Regions from separate parts of the Homo sapiens genome. Here region 1 is linked to region 2. A link is a contact called in ENCODE Hi-C or POLR2A ChIA-PET data. All regions are on one chromosome and are shown on one strand. The core of a region is the stretch at or near the end of the contact, and the rest is flanking DNA. Distances in the headings are between cores, read along the strand shown. Region 1 has its middle 110 kb from the start of TSEN15. Region 2 overlaps COLGALT2 (collagen beta(1-O)galactosyltransferase 2).

Region 1 (7,144 bases), core at 242-2,741, 200 kb after region 2:
AGTTTGCTATTATTATCAGCTGCCCTGTGGTAGACAGAATTCTAAAACAGCCCCTATATTCCTACTCGTGATGCACATGCCCTGTATAGTTCTATTCAGTGTGAATGGAACCTGTGAATATAATGACATATTACTCTTGTGAGGAAAATTATCTTGGGTTGACTTGACCTTTCAGGTGAGTCTTTCTTCTTCTTCTTTTTTTTTTTTTTTTTTTGAGACGGAATCTCACTCTGTTTCCCAGGCTGGAGTACAGTGGTCTGCAACCTCTGCCTCTCGGGTTCAAGTGATTCTCCTGCCTCAGCCTCCTGAGTAGCTGGGATTACAGGCACCTGCCACCATGCCCGGCTAATTTTTGTATTCTTTGTAGAGATGAGGTTTCACCATGTTGGTCAGGCTGGTCTGGAACTCCTGACCTCAGATGATCCACCTGCCTCAGCCTCCCAAAGTGCTGGGATTACGGCGTAAGCCACTGCGTCCAGCCTCAGGTGAGTCTTTTAAAAGCAGAGAGCTTTCTTCACTTGGTGCTGGGAAGAAGTCAGAGAGGTGCACTCTCACTAGCCTGGAGAAAATCAAACATCCCTGCCATGGCAGCCTATGGGGACTACGTGGCATGGAATGTCAGTGGTCTCTGTGAGCCGAGCATAGTCCCCAGCAGGCAGCTAGCAGGCAAAGGGGAACTCATTCCTACAACCCCAAATAATTGAATTTTGCCAATAACCTGAATGAGCTTGGTAGAGGACCTCCAGTCTCAGATAAGAACTACAGCATAGCTGATATCTTGATTGCAGCCTTGTGAGACCCTGAGCGGAGGAGTCAGCTAACCTGTGCTCAGACTCCTGATCCACGGAACTGGAAGGTAATAAATGTCTTGTTTTAATTCACTGTAGGTGGTAATTTGTTTGAAGCAATAGAAGACTAATACACTATTCAGAGTTAATCAACATTGTTTCTGTGGCTCTTGCTGGGTCCATTTCTGTTCCTAATTGCTGTTGTCTAATGCAATACTTGGTTGCATAAATCATGACAGTGCAAGAATGACAAGAGGTGCTGTTCTCCAACACAACCCCTTTAGATTGTCAATACTCTGTCCGACTGTCTTCTCCTGCTAATGGGCTGGTGATGATCATGGGGGAGGAGAGGTTTATAGACCTTTGTGGCTTCAGAAAGGAATAAAAATATCGTCGGGGCTGAGTCTTTCCTGGAAGATGCAACTCGTTATGCAAAAGCCCTTTCTTCATAGTTGTTTCCTGTTTGACACTACAAATCTCTCAATTTCAAAGGGCTTATATGAACTTCAGGCCAAACTTAGCCAGATGATCTGTTGAATAGCTTTAGGTCTTCACTGAGCTTGCAGTATATTGGAAAAAGGAGACATCAAACAAGTAATTGCACAAACCCAGAATTATCAACTGCATTGTGTGCCTTAAACAGAAAGCACAGACTCTCAGAGAAACTTGAGCCTGTGGATTCAGGGGAAACTTTTCTGCATAAGAATGGAAGGATGAGTAGGAGTTGACTAGGCCGAGGGATGATTAAGAGTACATCTCCCAGGAAGAGGGGATGGCTTGTGAAAAGGCCCTGAGGCAGGAAGAGGCATGACTATTTCAGGAAACCTGAAGACTGGAGAACGAGCAAAGAGAGTGAGGAGAAGAGACTGTGGGGCCATGCTAAGGATTTTGGTCTCTCCGGTTTGCCCTTTCAGAAAATCATCCAGGTTGCAATGGAGAAAAAGAAATTGTAGGGAGCAAGGACTGATGGCAGGAATACTAGTTAGGAGGTAATTGCAACCATGCAGACAGGAGCTCATGGCAGCTATGACTAGGATCATGGTGGTGGAGACGGAGAGAAGTTATATAGATCAAGCAGATATAATGTTTTATTTTTGCTTTTACCAATTTTTTTAAAATTGAGGAAAACATTTTCTCATCACTTCTACTATTCTGTGGAGAATTCACATTCATTCACATATTTATTCAACAAATACGTACTGTGTGTCTTTTATGTGCCAGATACCATTTTGGGCATAGGAATATAATCTTGAATAAAATAGTCAAAAAATCTCTGCTCCCAAGGAGTTTACAAGGGAGTTAGACAACAAACAAGGAAAAAAATATATATATATGTGACAGCAATAAATGCTGAAAAGAAAGTTGAAAGTTGACAAGGGGGAATATTAAGTGTTCAAAGAAGGTTGCATTATATGTTATGTCCTGACAAGATCTCACTAAGATGATGACATTTGAGAAAAGATTTGAAGTTGGTTAGGGATCAAGGCATGCAGCTATTGGAGGTAGGAAGACTGAGAGGAAGTATTCTAGTCAGAGGGAACAGCCAGTGCAAAGACTCTGAGGTAGAGAGGTGACTGGCATTTTCCAGAAGGCTGGAGAATAATGGGCAAAGTAACGCATCAGTCATCAATTTCGCAATAATGCTGAGTAACAAGCAAACTCAAAATTTCAGTGGTATACAGTAATAAGCATTTAGGTTTTCCCCTCAGTCTCAAGATCAGCTAGATGGTTTTGCTGATCTGAGCTGATCTTGGTGGGGCTTACTCATGCTTTCACAGTCAGCTGCAAGCCAGCACAGCTTTGCTGATCTTATCTGAGCTCTCTTACATATCTGAGAGTTTTGACAAGATGACTGGGTTGATTTAGGTCTGCTTCCATATCTCTGTTTCTCATATCCTCCAGTAGCAAAAGAGAGTCAGAGAGAGAAAGGGAGGGAGAGAGGCTAGAGAGAGAGAGAGAGAGAGAGAGAGAACACACATAAGCCCTCTTAAGGCCTAAGTTCAGAATGGAGACTGTCACTTCTGCCACATTCTATTGGCCAAAGCAATTGATAAGACAAGTTTAGTTTCAAGGGATGGAGAAATAAACTCCACTTCATAGGAAGAGCTTCAGAGTCACATTGCAAAAGGTGTGAATATAGTGAAGGGTGGAGAATTAGGACCAGATTTGCCATCAGTCTGCCACATTGAGTTAGTAGGAGATACAGTCAGAGAGATAATGGGGATCTAGAAAATGTGGGGCCTTGTAGGCCAGGGTAAGACCTTTGGCTTTTACTCTAAGATGAGAAGCCATTGGAGAGTTTCCAGGAGAGGAGCAACACAATCCTACTCTATTTTAATGAAATCACCCTGGCTGTCAGATTACGAATAGACTGAAGTGGGGCAGGAGACCAGTGAAAAAGACATTCCAGTGATCCAGGCAAGAAATGAGGGTGGCTGGGCCAGGAAACATAGTTAATAGAAGTGCTGAAAACTAGTCAGATTCTAGACATATTTTGAAGGTGGAGTTGTCAGGATTTGCTTACAATGCAAATGTAGGATGTTAGAGTAAAAGAGGAGAAATTTTGGAAAGAGCAACTAGAAAAGCTGTGTTGCAATGTACTGAGATGATTAAAGCTATGGGAGGAGGAGGCTGCAGGGGGAAATATTCTTGAAAAATCCCCAACTACTTGCCAGTTTTTTACTATCTTTGAATGCCATCAACTTGACAGGAAGATTTGACTGAAGTCAGCCAGGGACTCTCCCACAGTCCTTTCTACCAGCTTAGACTTGGGTTCTCACAGATCCAGAGATAACCTCCACTGTAACATACTGCGCAGCCTGCTTCATGTGTACAGCCAGCATCCTTGTCATTAGCTGTGACATCAGCTCCGACTGGTTGCAGCACCCACTCTTGTTTCATCATCCATTCTGATTGGTCAGAACCTTATTTAATTATTGTTCTCCATAGCAGAGCCAAAAGAAACACAATGTGAATGGAAGTGCCCCTCTTTCTAAAAGGCAAAGACCACGTCTTATCCAACTTTGCACTTCTAGATAAAAGAAAGTGAATAAGTCTACTTAGATTCTCTCCATTCATAGCAAAAGCATCTCAAGTTGCATACTCTACTAAGGACTGATGTAACATTTTTTTACTCTGAAGAAAAGGTGCATTGAAAGATAAAAATGATTCCAGGCATGATTATTATAATTCACCAAATATTCTGTGCAGAATTTTTAAAAAATCCCTGTATTTGAATAGGTAAGGTAAAAGTTAACTATTGAAAAGGAGGAATATTTGTGTTCCTTTTGACTCCTTAAATTCTCATCTTGGCTCATGGAGGAGGGGATTGACACCAAAATTTCAGTCCTATCTTAACATGAGAGGAAGTGCAGGGAGGGAGGCTCTGTTACAGTAGGTAGCTAGTCAGACATAAGCATGGCAGGAAAGGACTCCCCTTGCCCCACCAGGAAAGTCAGGCGACCATCAGGTGATGGTTAGGTGGTTGTTACAATATTTCTCTAAACATAACATTAATAATTGGTTGTAGCCAGCCCAGGGAAAGGCAGTCTCCCAATAGATAGAAAACACCTGAAACCGGTGATCAGCAGCTTCCTGATAAGATATCAGGAGTTGGGCGGGTAGGCTCTAGCATGTGCACTAAGGCAAAATGGCGCAACTTAACTGGTATATGACCTTCTAAGGACATGCAACTGGTAAGGGAAGAACGCCTCAAGTGAGCATGTGTACAACTCCAGTACAAACACTGCGCATGCTCCCCTCCCAGATGCTAGCAGGCTGTTGCACATACGGACAGCCCCTCCCAAGGGAAGAATCCGGGAGAAGGAATGCAAGACCCTGGGAGCATGCCAACATATAAAACCCTAAGTCAAAAGGTCCAACTGTGCACTTGATCTCTCAGTTCGCCCCCTTGGGCCTCTTCCAAGTGTACTTTACTTCCTTTCGTTCATGCTCTAAAGCTTCTTCTTTTTTTTTTTTTTTTTTTGAGACGGAATCTCACTCTGTTGCCCAGGCTGGAGTGCAGTGGCGTGATCTCGGCTCACTGCAAGCTCCGCCTCCGGGTTCACGCCATTCTCCTGCCTCAGCCTCCCGAGTAACTGGGACTACAGGCGCCCGCCATCATGCCCGGTTAATTTTTTGTATTTTTAGTAGAGACAGGGTTTCACAGTGTTAGCTAGGATGGTCTCCATCTCCTGACCTCATGATCCGCCCACCTCGGCCTTCCAAAGTGCTGGGATTACAGGCGTGAGCCACCGTGCCCGGCCTAAAGCTTTTTAATAAACCTTCACTCCTGCTCTAAAACTTGCTTCAGTGTTTCCCTCTGCCTTATACCCCTCTGTGGAGTTCTTTCTTCTGGGGAGTCAAGAAGTGAGGCTGCTACAGACCCATATGGATTTGTCTGCCTCCCTCAGACAAAAATGGCAACTCTGGGCTGGGCATGGTGGCTCATGCCTATAATCCTAGCACTTTGGGAGGCCGAGGCGAGTGGATCACTTGAGCTCAGGAGTTTGAGACCAGCCTGGGCAACATAGTGAAAACCTTATCTCTACCAAAAAATACAAAAATTACTTGGGCATGGTGGCATGTGCCTGGAGTCCCAGCTACTAGCTGAGAGGTGAGAGAATTGCTTGAGACCAGGAGGGCAAGGCTGCAGTGAGCTGAGATCTCACCACTGCACTCTAGCCTGGGGGACAGAGTGAGACCTTGCCTCAAAAAACAAGCAAACAAGCAAACAAATGGCAAGTCTGATTGGCAAATGTGTAATATTTACTAGGACATGCTTTATTAATGGGTAGGAATTGACTCTGCAGAGTGAAACCAGCCCAACGCATTCCCTTCACTGGGAGCATGCTGCCAAGGTGTGGGCCTTCACTCTGTCCCATTGCGGTTCATTTATGAAGCAGCCTTAGTCCTTGCAACTGGCTATAGCTGGTGAATTTGGGTGGGCTCTGCGTACCTAACTCTTCTCTCAGATACATGAGGTGAGCAGTTCCCAAAGTCTAGTTTGGGTGAAGAGTAGGAGGCCTCATTTGACCTCAGCCATGCTCTCTTGCATGCAGAATCACTTGGCCAGTGCCCCATCTAGCTCCCTTGTGTGAGCTCCCCATCAGTCAGAGATGACAGGGATGAGTCATCTCTGAAGAACTTGAAGCCCTAACATCAGCATCAAGCCCAACTGAGATATTTAAAGAACTAGGATTTTCTCTCATGTTAATCCTCAGCATAATCTCCCTTCTCCTTTTTTTTTTCTGCTTCTAGAATAGTCCTTCTTTATCCCTTTATTTCCTTTTCTGAGGCATATTTAATAGAATGTGAAATTGCATATTTATTAATGATGGCTTTTTTGGTTTCAAGTAACAGAAACACACTTGAGCTCTCCAAAAGCAAAGAGATATAATTTAGTTTAAGAAATAGGCCTGTCTCAAAACTCAAGGGCAAATAAATAGCTGAACTTCAGAAATAAATCAGAGCCTCCAGCGTAGTCAGGACCCACCCTCCCATCTCTAGGGTAGGTGACCACACATGCCAGTATGTGCCGGCCTATCCTTGTTGACATCTGTCACCCTGCCCCTTTCACTTTTGTGTCAGTCTTTGTCCATGAGGGGGCAGAAACCACAGTGACTTAAACAGAGAAAGTTTAATATAAATTTTTTAAAATTATGTTAAAAGAGCAATTATAATATATAAGATAACTCTATGTGGTACCCTAAGGCTGAGTACCCAAGAGAGTACCCAAGGAGGGATGAACATAAAACATAAAACAGGATGAACATAAAACAGGATGAGCCCTTCCCCAAGGCTCAGATTGCAACCACTGGATGGCAGAGAAGTTTGCTGATTTGCCCAGGCCAGAGCTGGTCTGCAGCCACTGGGCAAGCAGGAAGCAACCCTCTGGGGCACAGGTGGCACATTACAAAAACTGCAGCCAATGGCTTGGCACGTGAGCATGCAGAGGGAGTAGGGACACCATTGCAGACAAGGAGGTCTGGAGCCTGCAGTGTCTGTGGTAAGAAGGCCATGGGAAAGTGGGCATTAGGCCAGGACAGAGCTGCAAGGACATCAAGGAATCATGAGTTCTGGGCCTGTGGCTGGAATTAGAACACCACTGATGTTCCCACACCCACACTGCTGCCTGATGGTGCAGCCACCACTAACACCAGGAAGGCTCCTTTCTCCTGTAATGTCCCATCAGGGCCCTCTACTGAGAAAGCTTCACATGGTGAATGATCAAATCATTTTTTCTCTGTAAAGAAGAAATGCCCAATGGAATTCCGTCCATTATTGCAGAGCAGGTATTGAAGGGTGAATTTGAATCTGAAAGTCAGTAAATTATTAGCACAACTCTCAACAGTACC
Region 2 (6,880 bases), core at 4,005-6,504:
TGAAAAAGAAATAGAAAAAGCAATCCCATTTATAGTAACTACAAAAAAATTTAATAATACTCAGGAATAAATTTAACCAAAGAAGGTAAAGATCTTTATAATGAAAACTATAAAACACTGATGGAAAAAAATGGAAGGATATTAAGAAAAGAAAGATATCCCATGTTCATAGATTGGAATAATTAATATTGCTAAAATGTCCATACTATCAAATGTGATAAACAGATTCAGTGCAATCTCTACCAAAATACAAATGACATTTTTCATAGAACCAGAAAAAAATCTTAAAATTTTCATGGAACCACAAAAGACCCTGAATAGTCAAAGCTGTCCTGAGCAAAAAGAACAAGGCTTGAGGCAGCACACTACCTGCCTTCAAAATATTCTACAAAGCTATAGTAACCAAAACAGCATGGTACTGGCATAAGAATAGACAACACGTAGACCATGGAACAGAATAGAGAACCAGAAATAAGTGCACACATTTACAGCCAACTCATTTTCAACAAGGACAACAAGAGTTACAGATAATGAGGATGTCCTCACTATTCCCAGACTTAATGAACCATAGAAGTATCTAAAGCTTTGTGAATGCCTTTACACGTAAATCAATGTTTTAATAAGGTCCTTTTGCTACAAATAGTAAGAAACTCATTTTAAATGTTAAACTAGTGACTTTAACTGCCAGTGAGAAATGAGGATGACACATAGCATGGTAAAGCAGAAACCTATAGAAACAAGTCAGGTGGTGTTGACTTCATCCTGACTAACCATCTGGATGACTTTGAGGAGACATTAATGTTTATGGGTCCAGTTCTATAAAAATAGGGAGGTGCACAAACTCATCTTTCAAATTCAGTACAGATTAAAATGTTTAAGACAGGTGGTTTATAATAAAGTTGGCTTTCTGCTATGGCCAGAATAAAGGAGAAACTTTGTCTTAGAACCAGTCTGGAGTTCAGATTGTACTGTGTTAAGGTTTGGTTCACATGGTCATTCTGAATGCAGTCATAAATATATGTTTCACTGGAATTAAAAGCTACACTAACTAAAATTTCAACCCTTCCTTGCAAAATATTCTCATTTCTATCCATTTATAAATCCCTGGGTGTAGAAACTGATGGAGGAGCAAGATATTCCCTTTGAAGAAATTGTCCACCTGATTTAGGGCCAAGTAGATTAAGTGCATCCTAATTTTACTACCTTCCTTGTTTACCTAACTGGGTAATTATTTTGTAAAAAACATAATTTTCTGTGGTGACTCTATTTGCCTCATTACTTGGGACTTTATAACTTAATGGGTTGTGTTCTTTTAGTCAGAATCATACTGTGATGGGTCATGCCTCATCCCCTAATTTTCCAGATATGGAAAGGAAAGGGCATTTTCTCAGGTATAAACATGAAGCCACCTGAGGTCACTCTAAGAGAACAAAAACAGAACAGAACAAAAAATCAACAGAAATAAATCCAAAAAGGCCCCCAAAAACAGAGACCTCCAGTCTGGGAAGACTTTCAGTAAATAACAATCCAGTTCCAGTCCCTGCCAGGACAAGTGCAATAAAACTGTAGCCACGAAGTAAAAACACAGATGGCTCACTCACACTTAGTGAACAGTAAACAGAGAAAAGAGCATCAGAGCCAAATGCAGCCCAGACACCACCAGTGAGGTCACAGAGTCCGAGGAGGATTGAAAAGCCCCTGAAAAGCCCTTTTTCTACCATGCTATCTCTGTTCCATACGGAGAGGTGACTAACCTCAGACTCAGGAAAGTAGAGTCTCCGAGCCTGTGCCACTTCATGGAGTTGGCCTTCTCCTGAAGGGCTCTAGGAGTGACCCAGTCCTTACACCGTGTCCTGCCCAAAGAAGACCGGAACTGGAAGATCCTGGTTTTGTCTTATTTTATTTGCTTTGGTTTGGTCCTCATAGGAATGTTTTTAGGAGGAGAAATGAATCTATGTAAGGACACTTGGGTCCTTTCACCTAGGGAACCGAGAGAGAGCTGTAGGGAAGGAAAGCTACAGTAACATGTGGAAGCTGGTCCACTGTGGGTGTGGGACAACCTTCTCTATAGCCCTGATCATTTTTAAAAACTATTTGCAAATGAGTCTTATTCCTCTCTACTACATGCAGCTCATCTCTTCTCATTCTGCCCTTTGTGGAAATACCATAGTAGCTGTTAACTCTTCCCCACTTAATAATCATGAAATATTCTTTCCCCCTTCCTGAAGTATAGCTCCAAATCAGTCTTACGGAAGAAATCTTAATTCCCAGTTCTAGCGTCAAATCCCTTTGAGAAGGCTGTACTCTGGGGACATGTACATATATGTATGTATATGTTACCATGTGATAAATAAGGCATCTTCCTTCGATTAATCAGTGGCAATTAGCACCAAGCTCGAAGCCTGATCTGTTACATATCCAGAGTCCATGGAAGAGTTCTCAGTTTGTGGACTCCTGAGGCACTGCCCTAGCTTCTAGACCACCAAGCTCCTTCTGAATACTGTTCAGCAGCTACAGGGGACACCCATGAGAGAGTCAGTGATGTGGAGTCACAATCCCTGCCAAGTATCTGTTACGCATATTACCAGGAGGGGAACCTCTTAATATTTCTGCTTCATTCTTTATACAACTAAAACTTAATAATAAATACTACCCTTAGAATATTATTAGGAAGTTCTTGCCTGCTGAAAGGCAGAATTTTAGAACAAATATGTTTTTTTTTCTTTCTTTGTCCTCTCAACCCTGCTCTCTAACCTTTTTCCATGGAAGAATAGTAGAAATAAAAGAAAGCACAGAAAGTTCCAGAATAGTTTCCACTTGCTCAGATGTGGCAGAATAAAATTAAAGTCCTCCATATCTAAAACATGTATCCTCTGTATCTTACTCTTGAATTTTGATAAAAAGGTTGATTAAAAATATCACAATATCTGCTCCTAGAAAATATCAAATTCACTTTCATTACTAAATGGTAATTTCTTTCTAAGTAAATGATTAACTACATTTATCATGATACTCCTTTTTTTAAGATAAGGAAACTGAGAACAACAAAAACCAAGTAGTTTTCCCAAGACCTCAGAGCCATTTCAGCAGCCAAGCCAGTCTTGCTGGCTCTCAGATGCAAGCTCAGGCTTGTGTTCCAAAATGAACACACAAGCCTGCACACGCGTGCATGTGCACACACATATAGACACCTTTCCTACCTCATCAAATCCCATCTTGTCTGGATATTTAGGGACAACTGAGACATACTGGGAGGGTTCCATTGGAGGACGGTCAACTGGAAGACACAAGAAACATGCAGAGTGCTTTGTTAATGAAAGGGTCAGAAATCAGAATTCCATCCGCATGCCTGATCTCTAGGGTTGGAATATAACTTGGAAATACAGGGCAGGGGACAATGGCAGCAGTTCTCCAGGATTGAGTAGCCACACAGGAACCCTGCTGGTCAGGGCACTGGTTTCAGGAGCATTTGATTATATGGAGATTGCAACATTTGCTCCACTTCCCTTAAGACTTATTTCAAGAATATTTGGGAGGCAGTTTAGGATAATGGTTAAGAGGAAGGGCTCCAGAGTCGGATGATCTGGGTCCAAACCTTGGTTTGCGAAGGAGTAGGAGAGTTAGGGGACCTCTTTAAGCTCATTTCTTTGGTGTAAAATTGGGATAATAGAAGTGTATCTGTGTTATAAAATTTAAATGAGACCTGCGTGCAAAGCACTCACCACTTTAACACAGTAAATGCTCAACAACTCTTAGCTATTACTTACTATGGCCCATGATGAAAGAGCTCAGAAATAGGCTAGAATTTTTACTGAAAAACACTTTTTTCTCTGCATTTAAAATTGTCAAAGTGGGGGACTATTTTTATCCCACCTGGGCAGGTTTAGGTGTGGGTGCGCAAAAGGTCCATTGCTTTAACAGGATCTAACCACAGAGAGCTGGCCCATGTCTAATGGGAAGATTCCAGCTGGGAGTGACACTACTTCTTCAATAATGAAAGTTTTATTTATTTGATACTCTAAAAAAGCTTCCTTTGCAAACTATGTATTTTAAAGTTTGGAAGTAATATTGGTTAAGAAACCTGAAAAGGCCTTGAAGAATGTTTAGTATTATAAAAATTCAAAGTCCTCGAAGAATGTTTAGTATTATACAAATTCAAAGTCCTCATTTGATTTTCCTTAAAGGGATAATACAAAGAAAATTTAAAATGATAGCTGGTAACTGGGTTGTTGAAAGAACTATGGGTAATGGCCATGACTACTGTAACGTATCTGTTCACCTCTATTCCAGGCACAGGAGAGGAATACACTCTCTTGCCCTTGAAGTTACTCAGGGCTATATGACTTTCTGGGGAAAGTTTATAGTGTGGTGCTGCTGCTCCACTCTCCAAGGGCTCCCCCGACACTGCCCTTGGTCCCACCACTGTGCTCATAGCGGCATGTGTGGATATGGATAGCAGATGTGAATTGGAAGCAGCCTGGAACATTGCATCAACACATGAAGGGCAGCTCCCAGGAAAGACACCTGCTCTGCAGACTTGGATAGCAAGAAATAAGCCATTGTTGTATGAAGCCAATCAGATTTTTATATTCCAGCATAACTTTGCCCATCCTGAGATACTGTCCAAAGGGTATGATCTGTTTAACTTCACTGAAATATTATAGAGAAATCCTGACATCCAATTTTACTTATTGGCGAATGATGTGAAATTCTAGAACGTAGTGAGACAGAGTTCTTAGGCCAAACACAAGAGCTGGTCTCATTACTTCAAACTTGACACTTACAGTCATATTTCTGTGCATATGCAGTGCATGTCTTTGTCTTCCCAATAGCAGCCGAGAATATTCTGGTCCTTTCTGCTCCACTCCACTCCTTATTAGTTTCTTTTAAAATCAATAGGGAGGGTCCACCAGGTACACGGTTAGGTTTTTAAGAGAAAGAAGCTTAATGTACCAGCTTCCTCCTGTTCATGATATTGTCTGAGGAGCTGTCTCACTCTCCCTCCTGGGGCCTGAGACTTGGGAAGATGTTATATTTTGAGTTACCCATTCTAGGCTGCTGGTCTCCTTTGGACTCACATGGCCTGTGTGGCTTTAACATTTCAGCCAAAGAGACTGCTTTTAGCCACTTTGTTTCCATCAAACATAGGCAGTCATTGCATTCACAGGACAAGTGTTGCAAAAAAAAAGCCACAAGTGGTTGGCTCCCGAAAGTCATCACTGAGCAAAAATATCAGAGAAGTGTGCTTGGGTTTTGCCACTGAAGGCAGCAGTAAGCCACAGAGGAAAACAGGAAGTGATACAGTGAGTCAGACCTAAGAAACTTAGTCTGTGGGGAGAAGGATGTATCTTTGCTGACAACAGACTTGAAGGTTAGGTATATCCTGGCTTCTGTTTGTAGTCATTTCTGACTCCATCTTTCATAATTGATCTGGTCTCTCATTAAATCCCTTCCTGGAAATAATCCTTCCCTGTACTGCCACTTGGGACAATGGGCTTCATTGCTTTCGGGATAGTTTCAAGATCTAATGTGAATAATTACAGCCATTGTTACAGAGGTCTTATCACTCACAGAACCCAGAGTTCTGTGAGTGATATATATATATGTCACATATATACTTGACATATATAATCACATATATTTAATGTTCACATGTACCATGGGATATGTATGAGTGTCTCTATTTTTATAGACAAGGAAACAAACATTAAATAACTTGCCCAAGATCACAGAGCTGATAGAGCTGGTATTTGAACCTAGGTCCTACTCCTTTACCGGAGCTCTTAATTCCCATTCCACATCATCCCCAGAGCTAGTCCTTGGTGGCCACTGGTATTAGCCAACCAGGCAACTGGGCTGGGTCCAGAGTAGCTCATTTAAGCCCAGTCATGTCTGGAATAGTACATGATAGATTGTACTTGGATCAAATCCTACCGCTTCTTCTCTATAATTTCTCCTGAACTTCTTCCATTGTTGCAGCCTAGCTTGGGTCCTTACCCACTATGCCTGGGCTGTTTTTGATTTTTTTCAAACACTTACATGCTCTCAGTCTTTCCTATTCTAATTAATCATGCTCACTGTTGTCAAAATAATCTTCCGCCGCACAGCTCTGTTCTCAACTGTAACAGTCACACTCAACACTATATTTAAGGGCTTAACAGGTTGCTAGGTGTTTTCATAGTCACCATGTAATTTTATCTTCACTTTTTTGTGGTGGTTTTTTTTTTTTTTTTTTTTTTACAAATAAAGAAACTGAGACCAAGCCAGATGTAGACTTGTCCAAGGTCAAATACTGAGTGATTGGCAGAGCTGGAACTCAGTTTTAGACATAACTTCAAGTCCAATTATCTTAATAATTTTTACATGATGTACTGTTGTCTCAAAATGTCAATACTGAGAGCAGGTACCTGAGACTTCCTATCACCTTATGCTGTAATTTGCAAGAGTAATCTCCTCATGCTTTATAGACCATTTAAATCTAACATCTTTATAAGATCTGGCCTCCTGTCATTCATCTCCCGAAGGCAGCACATCCCCAAATTCTCTGTGCAGCTTCTAATGTACTAAATGAGTTATCACATGAAAAGAGATGGGCACAGTGCTTTTAATAAGTGTTAGTCATTGTCGTCATAACCCTTCTCCCACCTCACTCAAATTCTTCAACTCTGATTTCTAAAACTCCAGTCTACAATTCAGAAATTCCCTGACCATCCCCTTCACAAGATTTTCAATTCTCGTCCACTGATGCCTGATAAAACCCTAATCCTGGTTAAACCCATTGCCCACTTACTCAGCACCAAGAGGACTACTGGGAGAAACATACACAATTGTGTTGACTGAGTCACTTCAAAGCTACAATCACAGATGTCAAATTGGCACT

Evidence for each region. Hi-C counts contacts between places; a loop is a spot of excess contacts on that map. ChIA-PET counts read pairs that join two places held with the same protein, here RNA polymerase II (POLR2A). Pooled maps may share reads with other maps.
Region 1: a map of naive thymus-derived CD4-positive, alpha-beta T cell shows a loop between it and region 2 (2.3-fold over the local background). The contact joins two enhancer-like sites. A Hi-C loop is called at or near these places in 1 of 168 maps with a recorded cell type or tissue (naive thymus-derived CD4-positive, alpha-beta T cell), 5 of 37 single-sample maps with no recorded cell type and 14 of 50 pooled maps. POLR2A ChIA-PET finds 5 or more read pairs at or near these places in 2 of 52 experiments (activated CD4-positive, alpha-beta T cell and activated CD4-positive, alpha-beta memory T cell).

What each region holds. Positions count from the first base shown.
Region 1 is chr1:184,157,945-184,165,088 of GRCh38, forward strand. No RefSeq gene overlaps it. Among named protein-coding and RNA genes, the nearest start is that of TSEN15, 110 kb to the left of the region's middle. RefSeq lists enhancers at 3,636-3,715, 5,977-6,036. Within about 2 kb of position 1,492, at least 3 of the 41 ENCODE cell types and tissues checked have a DNase peak (open chromatin) inside an H3K27ac peak, as active enhancers do.
Region 2 is chr1:183,951,562-183,958,441 of GRCh38, forward strand. It overlaps COLGALT2 (collagen beta(1-O)galactosyltransferase 2), which reads right to left. Exons shown (of 12, transcript NM_015101.4): 7 at 3,201-3,277. Among named protein-coding and RNA genes, the nearest start is that of COLGALT2, 83 kb to the right of the region's middle. RefSeq lists a silencer at 4,271-4,435. Within about 2 kb of position 5,255, at least 5 of the 41 ENCODE cell types and tissues checked have a DNase peak (open chromatin) inside an H3K27ac peak, as active enhancers do.